Linked DNA regions of Homo sapiens: region 2 is linked to region 1. A link is a contact called in ENCODE Hi-C or POLR2A ChIA-PET data. All regions are on one chromosome and are shown on one strand. Each heading gives the region's core, a stretch centred on a gene start or an enhancer-like site at or near the end of the contact. The rest is flanking DNA. Distances are from core to core; before and after follow the strand shown. Region 1 holds the start of SERPINB6 (serpin family B member 6). Region 2 holds the start of TUBB2B (tubulin beta 2B class IIb).

Region 1 (5,107 bases), core at 1,597-4,096:
TGCAGCTATTTGATATATAACATAGGTGGCATGTGAAGACATTAGTGAAAATGGTTTTTCAATAAACAGAGGTGGAAAAACTGAAAGTCACTTGAAAGCGAGTTAAAATTGGATCTATATTTCCCATACACCAGAATAAACTTTAAAGGGATCAGCAATCTAAATATAAAAAATAAAACTGTGCAAATACTAGAAGAAAACATTAGTGAACTCTATAATCTAGAGATTATTCTTTTTTTTAAAAAAAAAGAGATTGCTCCTTGTGAATAGAGAAAGTTTTTCTAACTACGACTCAGAAACAATAAAGGAAAAATCATTAAAGTTGACTACATTAAAAGAGTGTATGCCAAAATCACCAGAAGCAATGTCAGAAAACAGATGACAAGCTGGGGGAAATATTCGCAATTTATATCACTTAAGACTAATTAAGCCACAACTAGGGAGGGGCGTGTGGTTTGCTCCTGGCATCCACTTGGTGAATCTCCTCCAGAGATTCTGTGAAACATGTGTGATGGCAGGACAGCCCCCACAACCACAAGTTATCGGGTTCATGCGGTCAACAGTGTCGCAGTTGAGAAACTCTGCCTTAGGGTAAGCACAGAGGGAGTAAAACAGCTTGAGTTCTCAAAATTGAACTCATGTAAAACACCTGGCTAGTATCTTCCCTACTTCCATTTATGCTAGATGTTTCTGTTTTCCAAGACTGCTCTGTCTGAGATGGCAGATGGAGTTTTCATACTTACTTGGCTAACCTGTCAGTACCCTGGGGTCTAATTCCTATGCCTGGAGAGAACTGGAAGTCCTTGAACACACGGCTCAATGATGTGGGCTCTGCTCATTTATATACATTTATTTTTAAATTTAATATATATTTTAGTTTTTTTATTTCCATAGTTTTTTGGAGAACACGTGGTATTTGGTTACATGGCAAGCTTTTTTTTTTTTTTCCTGAGATGGGGTCTTGCTCTGTTGCCCAGGCTGGGGTGCAGTGGCATGATCTCAGCTCACTGCAACCAACCTCCGCCTGCTAGATTCAAGCAATTCTCCTGCCTCAGCCTCCTCAGTAGCTGGCACTACAGATGTGTGCCACCATGCCTAATTTTTTTATATTTTTAGTAGAGACGGGGGTTTCACCATGCTGGCCAGGCTGGTCTCGAACTCCTGACCTCATGATCTGCCTGCCTTGGCCTCCCAAAGTGCTGAGATTACGGGCATGAGCCACTGCGCCCTGCCAAGTAAGTTCTTTAGTGGTGATTTGTGAGATTCTGGTGCATCTATCACCTTAGCAGTATACACTGAACTCAAATTTGTAGCCTTTTATCCCTCACTCCCTTCCCACCCTTTTCCCCCAAGTCCCCAAAGTCCATTGTATCATTCTTATGCCTTTGTATCCTCATAGTTTAGGTCCTACTTATGAGTGAGAACATACAATGTTTGGTTTTCCATTCCTGAGTTACTTCACTTAGAACAACAGTCTCCAATCCCATCCAGGTTGCCAATGCCATTAATTCATTCCTTTTTATGGCTGAGTAGCATTCCACCGTATACGCATACCACAGTTTCTTTATCCACTCTTTGATTGATGGGCATTTGGGTTGGTTTCATGTTTTTGCAATTACGAATTGTGCTGCTATTAACATGCGTGTGCAAGTATCTTTTTTGTATAATGACTTATTTTCCTCTGCGTAGATACCCAGTAGTGGGATTGCTGGATCAAATGGTAGTTCTATTTTTAGTTATTTAAGGAATCGCCATACTATTTTCCACAGTGGTTGTACTATCCATCAGCAGTGTAGAGGTGTTCCCTCTTCACCAAATCCACGCCAACATCTATTATTTTTTGAGTTTTTGATTTTTTGATTAAGGCCACTCTTGCGGGAGTAAGGTGGTATCACATTGTGGTTTTGATTTGCATTTCCCTAATCATTAGTGATGTTGAGCATTTTTTCTTGTTTGTTGGCCATTTGCATATCCTCTTTTGAGAACTGTCTATTCATGCCAGCCCACTTTTTGATGGGATTTTTTTTTCTTGCTAATTTGTTTGAGTTTCTTGTAGATTCTGGATATTACTGCTTTGTCGGATGTATAGATTGTGAAGATTTTCTCCCACTCTGTAGGTTGTCTGTTTACTCTGCTTGACTATTCCTTTTGCTTTGCAAAAGCTATTTAGTCTACTTTTTTTTTTTTTTTTTTTTTTTTTTTTTTTGAGACGGACCAGACTGGAGTGCGGTGGCGCCATCTCGGCTCACTGCAGCCTCTGCCTCCCGGGTTCAAGTGATTCTCCTGCCTCAGCTTCCCCAGCAACTGAGATTACAGGCACGCGCCATTACACTCGGCTAATTTTTGTATTTTTAGTAGAGACGGGGTTTTGCCATGTTGGCCAGGCTGGTCTGGAACTCCTGACCTCCAGTGATCCGCCTGCCTCGGCCTCCCAGTGTTGGGATTACTGGCGTGAGCCCCGCGCCCGCCCCTGGCTGGCTTCTTTGCCGCAAGCTGTTTCATCAGCAAAGTCTTTGTGACCTGTATCTAGTCTGCTCATTTTTAAATGCGTGTTCTGCACTCCCCAGTGGATGGCCGTGTATCAGGAGCCGGCCCTTTTCTGGAAACAGGCCAGCATTCAGTCTCCACAGAGGCACCATAAACACGCTGGTGGGGCCCTGTACTGTGGTCAAAGTCAAGGCCTCCGGGCAGGACTCGCGGCCCCTCCGGCTGGCGGGTGGGGTTGACCCGCACGTCCCGCCCCGCCTCTCCCTTCGCGCTCCGGACGGGCGACGGTAGCTCGAGACCCGGGACTCCGCCCGCCTCCCCGCGAGTATTTGAGGTCCGGGGCGGCTCCGGCGCCTCTGCCCGCCGTTCTGCTCGCTCGCTCCCCGCTCTGGAGTACGTGTCTGGCTTGGGAGCCGCTCGGACACGCTGGCTTGGGTTTGTCGCTCCAAAGTCGGGAAAGCCGGGGGCGCGAGCGGGGAGGGGGGCAGGGTGGGGGTCGCGCGGGGCCGGGAACGCGCGTGGGTCGACGGCGCGCGGGGACGCTGGAGCCCCGAGAATGGGGCGTGGCCGCGCGGGGCTGTGACCCCAGCAGTCCCAGCGGGGCGGGGGCCCGGGCGAGCGTCCGGCTTGGGTTCCCTTCCGGAGCCTCGCAGCGGCAGAGAACGGCGACGCGGCCGGGTGAGTCGTGCGTGGCCGCGAGCCCGGCCGGTGACGCCGCGGACCCGAGGACCCCGGGCGCCCAGGCCCAGCGCCCACGGAAGAGGCGGCCGGCGCGGGATGGGGGCGGCGCAGAGCCTCCCGGGCCACAGGTGACCCCGGTCGGCCCCGCGGCCTCGGTGACCCCTCGCCCGCTCCGCGACCCGGAGGACGCGTGCTCAGTCTTGGGGCGCCGGGTGTTAGGAGCCGGGCGGGAGGCGGAGAGAGGCCGAGGGGTTCGGCGCCAAACGGTGCCATCCGGGCCCCCTGCGTGTGTTCACTGGACTGGCCGTGCTGGGCTTGGCCAATCCGCAGCACTTTCAGGTCGCCCAGACCTGTGGAGACGATCGTGTGGACCAGCCCGGATCTCCTTACCGCTCTGTGTTTGAATTAAACTCCCTACAGGCAAACTATTACAGGCTTTGATGTCTTCAAGGCAAAGAGGAAACTTTAACTACAAATTGGCATTTAAGTTATTTTCTTCCTTTTTTTTTTTTTTTTTTTTGTCCTAAAGATTGGCTTCGGAAAACTGAGGTACAGAAAATTAATAATTAATGTTCACATGCTGTCAGGAATACTCAGATGCGAGGGGGCATCTGAGTCCATTTTTTGGGCACTTTTGCTTTCTGGGATGCTCTCGTGCCTAATGACAGCCCTGCAGCTGCCTGCATCCTTTCTGGTGGGGGTCAGGCCTGATGCGATGAGATCTGATGTGTTCAGTGACCTTCTAGTTAAGGTCCTGGGCCGGCCTTGTATTGCTGGGGCTTTTATGTGTGCTGGGATTAACACCAGTGACTGCTGTTATCAGCATAGATGGCGTTTGTTCTCATTTCAGGACCGTATCTGAGTAATTGCATCCATTGTGATGTGCCACCAAAGAGAAAAGTACTTTGGTCATACTCGACTATGTAAACTAAGTATTTTAAGTTAAGGCCAATTCCAATGCATTTTATTACAATTCAGCATGAAACAGTTAACACGGACCAGTAACAGTAGAGTGAAATTAGCATGAATAGAACCAACATTCTTTTCCACATATGTAATAATAAGGGCACCCAAGCAGATGTTGTACGGTCCCAGGGAAGACCACACACCTTACATTTCCAGGCTTACTGCACTTGGGATTAAGCCAAGGCATCCAAAGAAAGAAAATTTTTTTTTTTTTTTTTTTTGCCAGGCTGGAGTGCAGTGGTGCGATTTCGGCTGACTGCAACCTCCACCTCCCGGGCTCCATACCTGGCTAATTTTTGTATTTTTAGTAGCAATGGGGTTTCACCATGCTGGCCAGGCTGGTCTCAAACTCCTGACCTCGTGATCTGCCCGCCTTGGCCTCCCAAAGTGCTGGGATTACAGATGTGAGCCACTGCGCCTAGCCTGAAAATAATGTTTAACTCCCATTTATATGTTAGGCTGCTCAGATATATTAAACACATACACACACAACACACACACACACACACATACACACTGCACAAGGAAACAGAGGGACAAAGCAGGAAGTCCAAGTTTCCATTAAACCAGTCTTTAAATGGTTAAATTTAGTAGGAAATAAAGGCATCCTTAATAGAAGTTGAGAAGCACAATTCAATAGTGACACCTAAAAAAAAATTAAGACTTGATTAGTTGAATAAAATCAATTGTGAACATTGCTCAGTTACTGGTGATGCTACAGGAAAAAAAAAGTGATGCCAGGATAGATTTGTTAGGCTTGTTTAAAAAATACATAAAATTGTTCATTAATAAGACTTTAATATCCAGTTTTTATGTCTGTGATTAAATATCATTTTTTATTTTTAAATGGTATAGTTTTTAAATTTTGAAACAATTAATTTTGCATAAATATTTGTCTATGTACATATATACATGTGTATTCACATATATATATGAAGGACACTTAGCTATCTTATTTACTGAAGCTAAAGAA
Region 2 (5,353 bases), core at 2,191-4,690, 260 kb before region 1:
GTGTGTGCGTGTGTGTGTGTAAGGAAATAATGATGGATTTGCAGTCTCTTTCTTTCAACTCCTCTTCATTCATTGGCTAAGTGTCGGTTGCCTAGGAAACCGCGTGCATCTCGGCTGCAGAGCCAGCTATGGGGGCTGCGGGCTGGGTTTTTGGGGTTTTAAGCGGTGAATCCTGGCAAGCAGTGAAGAACCCTAATGCTAAATGTCTAGTAATTTCAATAAATGTGTCAAAAATATATGCTACATTATGAAAACAGTGCTTTAAAAATTTACTACTATATAAAGCCTCTTTTCTATCAGACTTCTTCAAACAATGACTGTGTGTGTAATAGAGAAATGCAAATTCACTTGAGGACATGCCGTTGAAAGTAATCTGAAAATTGTGAAAGCAAATATAATTTTAATAGTTTAAGGGATATCTTGCTCACCTCAGTCACGCAATAGATTACGTATAAAACAAATGTTGAATTGTATTTTATGCAGCAATATTTCTACAATTGTCTCTGGAAGGGAAAATTTTTAAATGTTAGTACATCATCAAGACTAACATTAAGAGATCATGAAATATGTTGCCCCGAAATCTTCGTGCCTGATATACGATGACCTAGATTGAGACGCATTGCATATAATGAATAGACAGAAATGCTGGGGACCCAACTGAAAACGACTTTTTTTTTCTTTGAAAGCCGGGTACCAGTCTCTTTATGCGAGCTACATGGATTAAGAATGATTTTTTTGTTTAAGGGTTATCAGATAAACTGAAAGACTTCAGGGAAAGGTGTGGCTGTTGTCAACATTTTAACACAAAATCGGCTCCTTGTGAAAATAAAAATGTGCAGCATCACAATTCCAGTGGGGGTGGGGGTGGGGGTGCGATGTAGACCGGTTAACAAGACTGGCTGCCCGGAAGGGGCAGGGGTGTGGGGACAATTCGAGCAAAATGCTTGAAAGGAAAGCAGATCTTGGGCCAAAAGTGTCCCCAAGGGCACTCTGGGCTTTCAGAAGGATGATTTCCAGCCTCATCCTATCCCAAACCAACCCCTTTAAAAGAAACCTGAGAGGAAAGGGTCTTTTCATCTATCTATATGATCTTGAACACGCGTTTTCACCCGGGCACTGAATGGAGATTTGGCTCGGAAACAGAAGCTGAGAAATGAATTGGTTAGATGAAGGAGGCAGGCGGCCAGCTCAAGTTACTCAGCATGGAGCTGAGCGGCCCCCAACCCCACCCCCCAGCGCTGAGCATCAGGGTTGCTCCTGGGAGCTCGCAGCGAGGGGGTGACCGCTCCGAGTGTGTCTACACTCGCCGCGCGGGTGCCGCCCTAGCTCTGTTCCTTCCGGCGCAGCTTGGTCCCACCAGAGCCGCCACCTCGAGGCTGACACCTGCCACAGCCCTTTTGGCCGAGATGCGGTCACTTTCCCTGAGGTCTGGTGTGCCCAAAAGACGAGATTCCAGTCCGAGCCCTGTCCTCAACTTGCTGTATGACCTTGGGAATTGCTAGCCCTCGACGTTTCGGCATCTGCAGGATCTGGATTAGAAACTCGGAGGTCAGGCCCCGAGACCTTGGTACCGGGAGAGCAGGGCATGTGGACAGACCCTCCGCTGCTCTCTGCCTCTCGGTAGACCCCACCCTCACCCGGGCACGCCGGCCGGGTCTGGAATACCGGCCGGCGAGCTCCAGTCTGGGCGCCCTGGATGTTTGGGGGCGCCTGGGCTTTTGTTCTCGCTACTTCTCTTTGTACATTGGAATCGACTTGAACCCCCCACCCTCCACCCCACAGCGGGAAAGGGAGGCGATGACAGCTTGCTGATAGTTCTGGGAGGGTCTCGCTCAACAGCTGCAGGCTGAGCTCCGCCGCGTGCGCCCGGGTCATTCGGCCTTTCTCGCCAGGGGATGAAAGAGGTCACGTCACCTCGCCAACGGCCCTTCCGAAGTGTGGGGCGGCGCGCTTCAGTCATCGAATTGCAGGGAACAGGTTGTGCAGTGAACGTTTCTGACACCCTTTCCCCTCCCGCCCTCAAACGCACGCAGGATTAGTCTCTCTCTCTCTCTCTTTCTCTCTCTCTCTCACACACACACACACACACGCGCGCGCGAAAAGTAACAAAGAGACCAGTTCCTGCCTCAGTACCTAGAGACTGCGGATCTGAAGGGAGGGTCTGTGCTCCAAGTCTGTGCACGCGCTCGTGCGAGTGCGCGTGGGTCTTGGGTCGTCTCGCGCGCGCTGGGCTGCAGTTTTTAGTCGTATTCCCCACCCTTCAACCGCAGCACGAAGCCTCGGACCTCCAGGTCGCCGCGATGGAAGATAAGAAAGTTTGTTACTCGGGCTTGGGCCACCCTTGGAACCCACCCTCTTACTTGACAATAGATGAACTGAATCCGAGGGCGGGGTGGGGGGGTGGGGCGCCTGTCGTGTGGTTTTAAATACTGGGTTACACAGCGTATCCCACGTTTCTGAGAGCCCTTTGTTCCGCCGACAGCCCCGCCCCCGGGACCCCACCCTCTTTCTGCCCTCCGGACGGTCAGTGCAGCGCCACCGGCCACTCCCACTCCATCACTAGCGAGCAACAAAAGTCAACCCCCGGGGCAGAGGGCTCCTGGGTACCAGCAGGGGCGTTATGCACTCCCGGAGAGGGTCGGGCAGGGCTGAGGGGCTCCGAGGTCGCTTCACCCCTAGATGCTGCGGCGCAGTGAGAGGAGCTACCAGCCCAAGACAGACAAAGGAGAAAGCAGGCCCACGCTGGGGCGGGGGCGGAGGCCGCGCTGGTGTTCATGGGCCGCAGGTGTCCCGGTTGCCATCAAGCACGACTTCCTTCTGGGGCCACCTGTCCTCCCCCAGGCCTCTGTGAGACGGAGCGCCGCCTGGGCAGTCGCTGGCCTCCAGGGTTGAGGAAAAAGACGGTGGTCTCACCAGGGGCAGTTGGCTGGAGGGACTCTGGCCAGTGGCCGAGTAGGAGCCGCAGTCCGAGGTGGCGGAGCAGCCTGTGCCACCTCAGCCCTCCCACCTGCCGGCACTGGAGCACCTGACGGCTTCTCCACATGCTCCAGTCCTCCATCGTTCCCATCCGGTGCCAGCTCTGCCCCCACCCCGGTCAGGACGCGCTGGTGGCCCTCGCCTCGCCGCCCTCTCACCCTCCTTTTCTTCACTGTTCCCCCATATCCCCATACCCAGACCCCCACCACAGCCCCAGACAATGCGCACGCCCCCACCATACTCCCGGTAGCCCCCACCCCTCTCCCGGTCGGCACGCCCGCTCTGATTGGCCGCGGGCCGGTGGTCCAGCCCCCCGGACGGTCCCTAGGGCTCGGAGCATTACGTCAGCCGGGCCTGGAGAGCGCCAGCGCGAAGGGGACTGGGGGGCTCGGGCTGGGGGCGCGGCCTGTGCCGGCCGCCCCACCCTCCTTGCATAAAAGCCGGAGCCCGCGGGGCCGGCGCTCTCAGCCCGTCGGTTCCCGAGCGCCTTCCCGGTGACCCCGCAGTGGGTGTGTGAGGGGAGGACGGACAGACCCAGACGCCGCCGGACCAGGAGGACGCTGACGAGGCACCATGCGTGAGATCGTGCACATCCAGGCGGGCCAGTGCGGCAACCAGATCGGCGCCAAGGTGGGCGCGCCGCAGCGGAGGGGGTCCAATGGGGGCGCGAACCTGGGCCGAGAGCCCCTCGGGGTCCCCAGGCGCGGTCCTGGGAAGGCCTGGGGATCGCCAAATGCAGACCTTCCTGGCCGCTTTGTGCCGCCGAGTGTGGCCTGGGCTAGGAGGTGACTTTCGCGGACGGAGGGGGCACCTCTCTTTCTTTCTGCTGTAACTCATTTGGAGTCCCCGTCACCCCCTCGGCCTCCCTCCGCGCTGGCTGCTTGGCAGGCACGCGTGCCTGGAGAAGACGAGGGTGTGTCCGCGAGGCTGTGCGCGGCGCTCCGCGCGAGGGGCTGGGACACCAGGAGGATTAATTGTACTCGCTTGAACCGGAGTCGAGCTGCCGGGGGAGGGGAGGAGAGCGATTGTCTTGCGGTCTCAGGACGTGCTTTGAATCTAAAACCGCGGTCCTTTAGCTCCTTTGCGTTCCTCTTTCCCCGCCCACCCGCTCCTGGCGGGCTGCAGTCCCTGTGCCCTCGCCTCCTGCCGCAGCCTGGGGCTGCGACCAGTGCGCCAAGCTCCGCCACTGCCCGGCTTTGGCTGGTCCTTACCCCCTCGACCCCTACCTCCCCCCGCGAGCGGCAGCTGTTTGCCTGGGAAACGCCCAGTTTCAACTTTCTGAACCTGCAAAATACAAGCCCCGCGGCTGTGCCCGGGTCACGACGCCCTTTAAAGCTTCAAGCTCCTGAAATGTTGGGTTGTCGGAACTGAGTCGGGGACATTTCATTGTGAGCCTTGGCGTTTCTGGGGGCATCGTTCATGGCTAAATGCAGCCTTTCTGTCTCAGTTTTGGGAGGTCATCAGTGATGAGCATGGGATTGACCCCACTGGCAGTTACCATGGAGACAGTGATTTGCAGCTGGAGAGAATCAATGTTTACTACAATGAAGCCACTGGTAATCACCCTTGCCCCACCCCCACTCCCTTCAGTTTTTCCACCTTCTCCCCTTTCCCTTGCGTGGGACCCCAGGGGTGTGGCCCTGGGAGAGGGTGGACTATTCAGTTTAGGATCCCCGCTCTTTCCCTGCAGTATTTCATTGGGCTTCCTTATGCCAACAGAGCCCTTTGAGAACCTGATGGTGGGTCTCCCTTTGTTTGGGGCAACATCTGCATGATGGCAGCAGGCGCCAAGCCCTTCTCTGCAGAGGTCCTTGCCTGAGGGTCTAAGTCACTGTTGTTCCTTGCAGGTAACAAATATGTTCCTCGGGCCATCCTCGTGGATCTGGAGCCAGGCACGATGGATTCGGTTAGGTCTGGACCATTCGGCCAGATCTTCAGACCAGACAATTTCGTGTTTGGTGAGTGCCTGGTGTGGCTGAGAGCATGAGGGATTCATTTTACGCTGGGCAGTGGAGGCTGAAGAGGTGTGATTGCCAGAGGGAAAGCATGAAGAACATCCGCGGTGTGCCAACTTAGCTTTAATATAGTGTAAAATTGTTTGCCTTTCAGCTGCTAAGAGCTTGGTGTCCTGGCCTTCCTTATTTATAATTATATTCATGAACAAATATTTTAACGTTTGGCCATTTTGGTGATAATCTGAAATAGTCTTATCTGAGCATTGACTCACTGATCTATATTGAGGGGTTTGAGGTAAGGTATTTAGTACAATCACCGGTGACTTAAGATTTCTCTTTCCCTCTGGCAGGCCAGAGTGGAGCCGGGAATAACTGGGCCAAGGGCCACTACACAGAGGGAGCCGAGCTGGTCGACTCGGTCC

Evidence for each region. A loop is a pair of places that touch in the nucleus more often than their neighbours do. ChIA-PET counts read pairs that join two places held with the same protein, here RNA polymerase II (POLR2A). Pooled maps may share reads with other maps.
Region 2: a pooled map shows a loop between it and region 1 (2.6-fold over the local background). The contact joins the promoter of TUBB2B here to the promoter of SERPINB6 in region 1. A Hi-C loop is called at or near these places in 1 of 168 maps with a recorded cell type or tissue (OCI-LY7), 1 of 37 single-sample maps with no recorded cell type and 1 of 50 pooled maps. POLR2A ChIA-PET finds 5 or more read pairs at or near these places in 3 of 52 experiments (BJ, WTC11 and activated CD4-positive, alpha-beta T cell).

Annotation. Positions count from the first base shown.
Region 1 is chr6:2,969,306-2,974,412 of GRCh38, reverse strand. It overlaps SERPINB6 (serpin family B member 6), which reads left to right and starts at 2,846. Exons shown (of 7, transcript NM_004568.6): 1 at 2,846-2,880. RefSeq lists an enhancer at 2,541-3,065.
Region 2 is chr6:3,225,740-3,231,092 of GRCh38, reverse strand. It overlaps TUBB2B (tubulin beta 2B class IIb), which reads left to right and starts at 3,440. Exons shown (of 4, transcript NM_178012.5): 1 at 3,440-3,606; 2 at 4,424-4,532; 3 at 4,824-4,934; 4 at 5,282-5,353. The coding sequence starts at 3,550. RefSeq lists enhancers at 1,286-1,842, 3,138-3,796, 3,797-4,457 and a silencer at 3,244-3,533.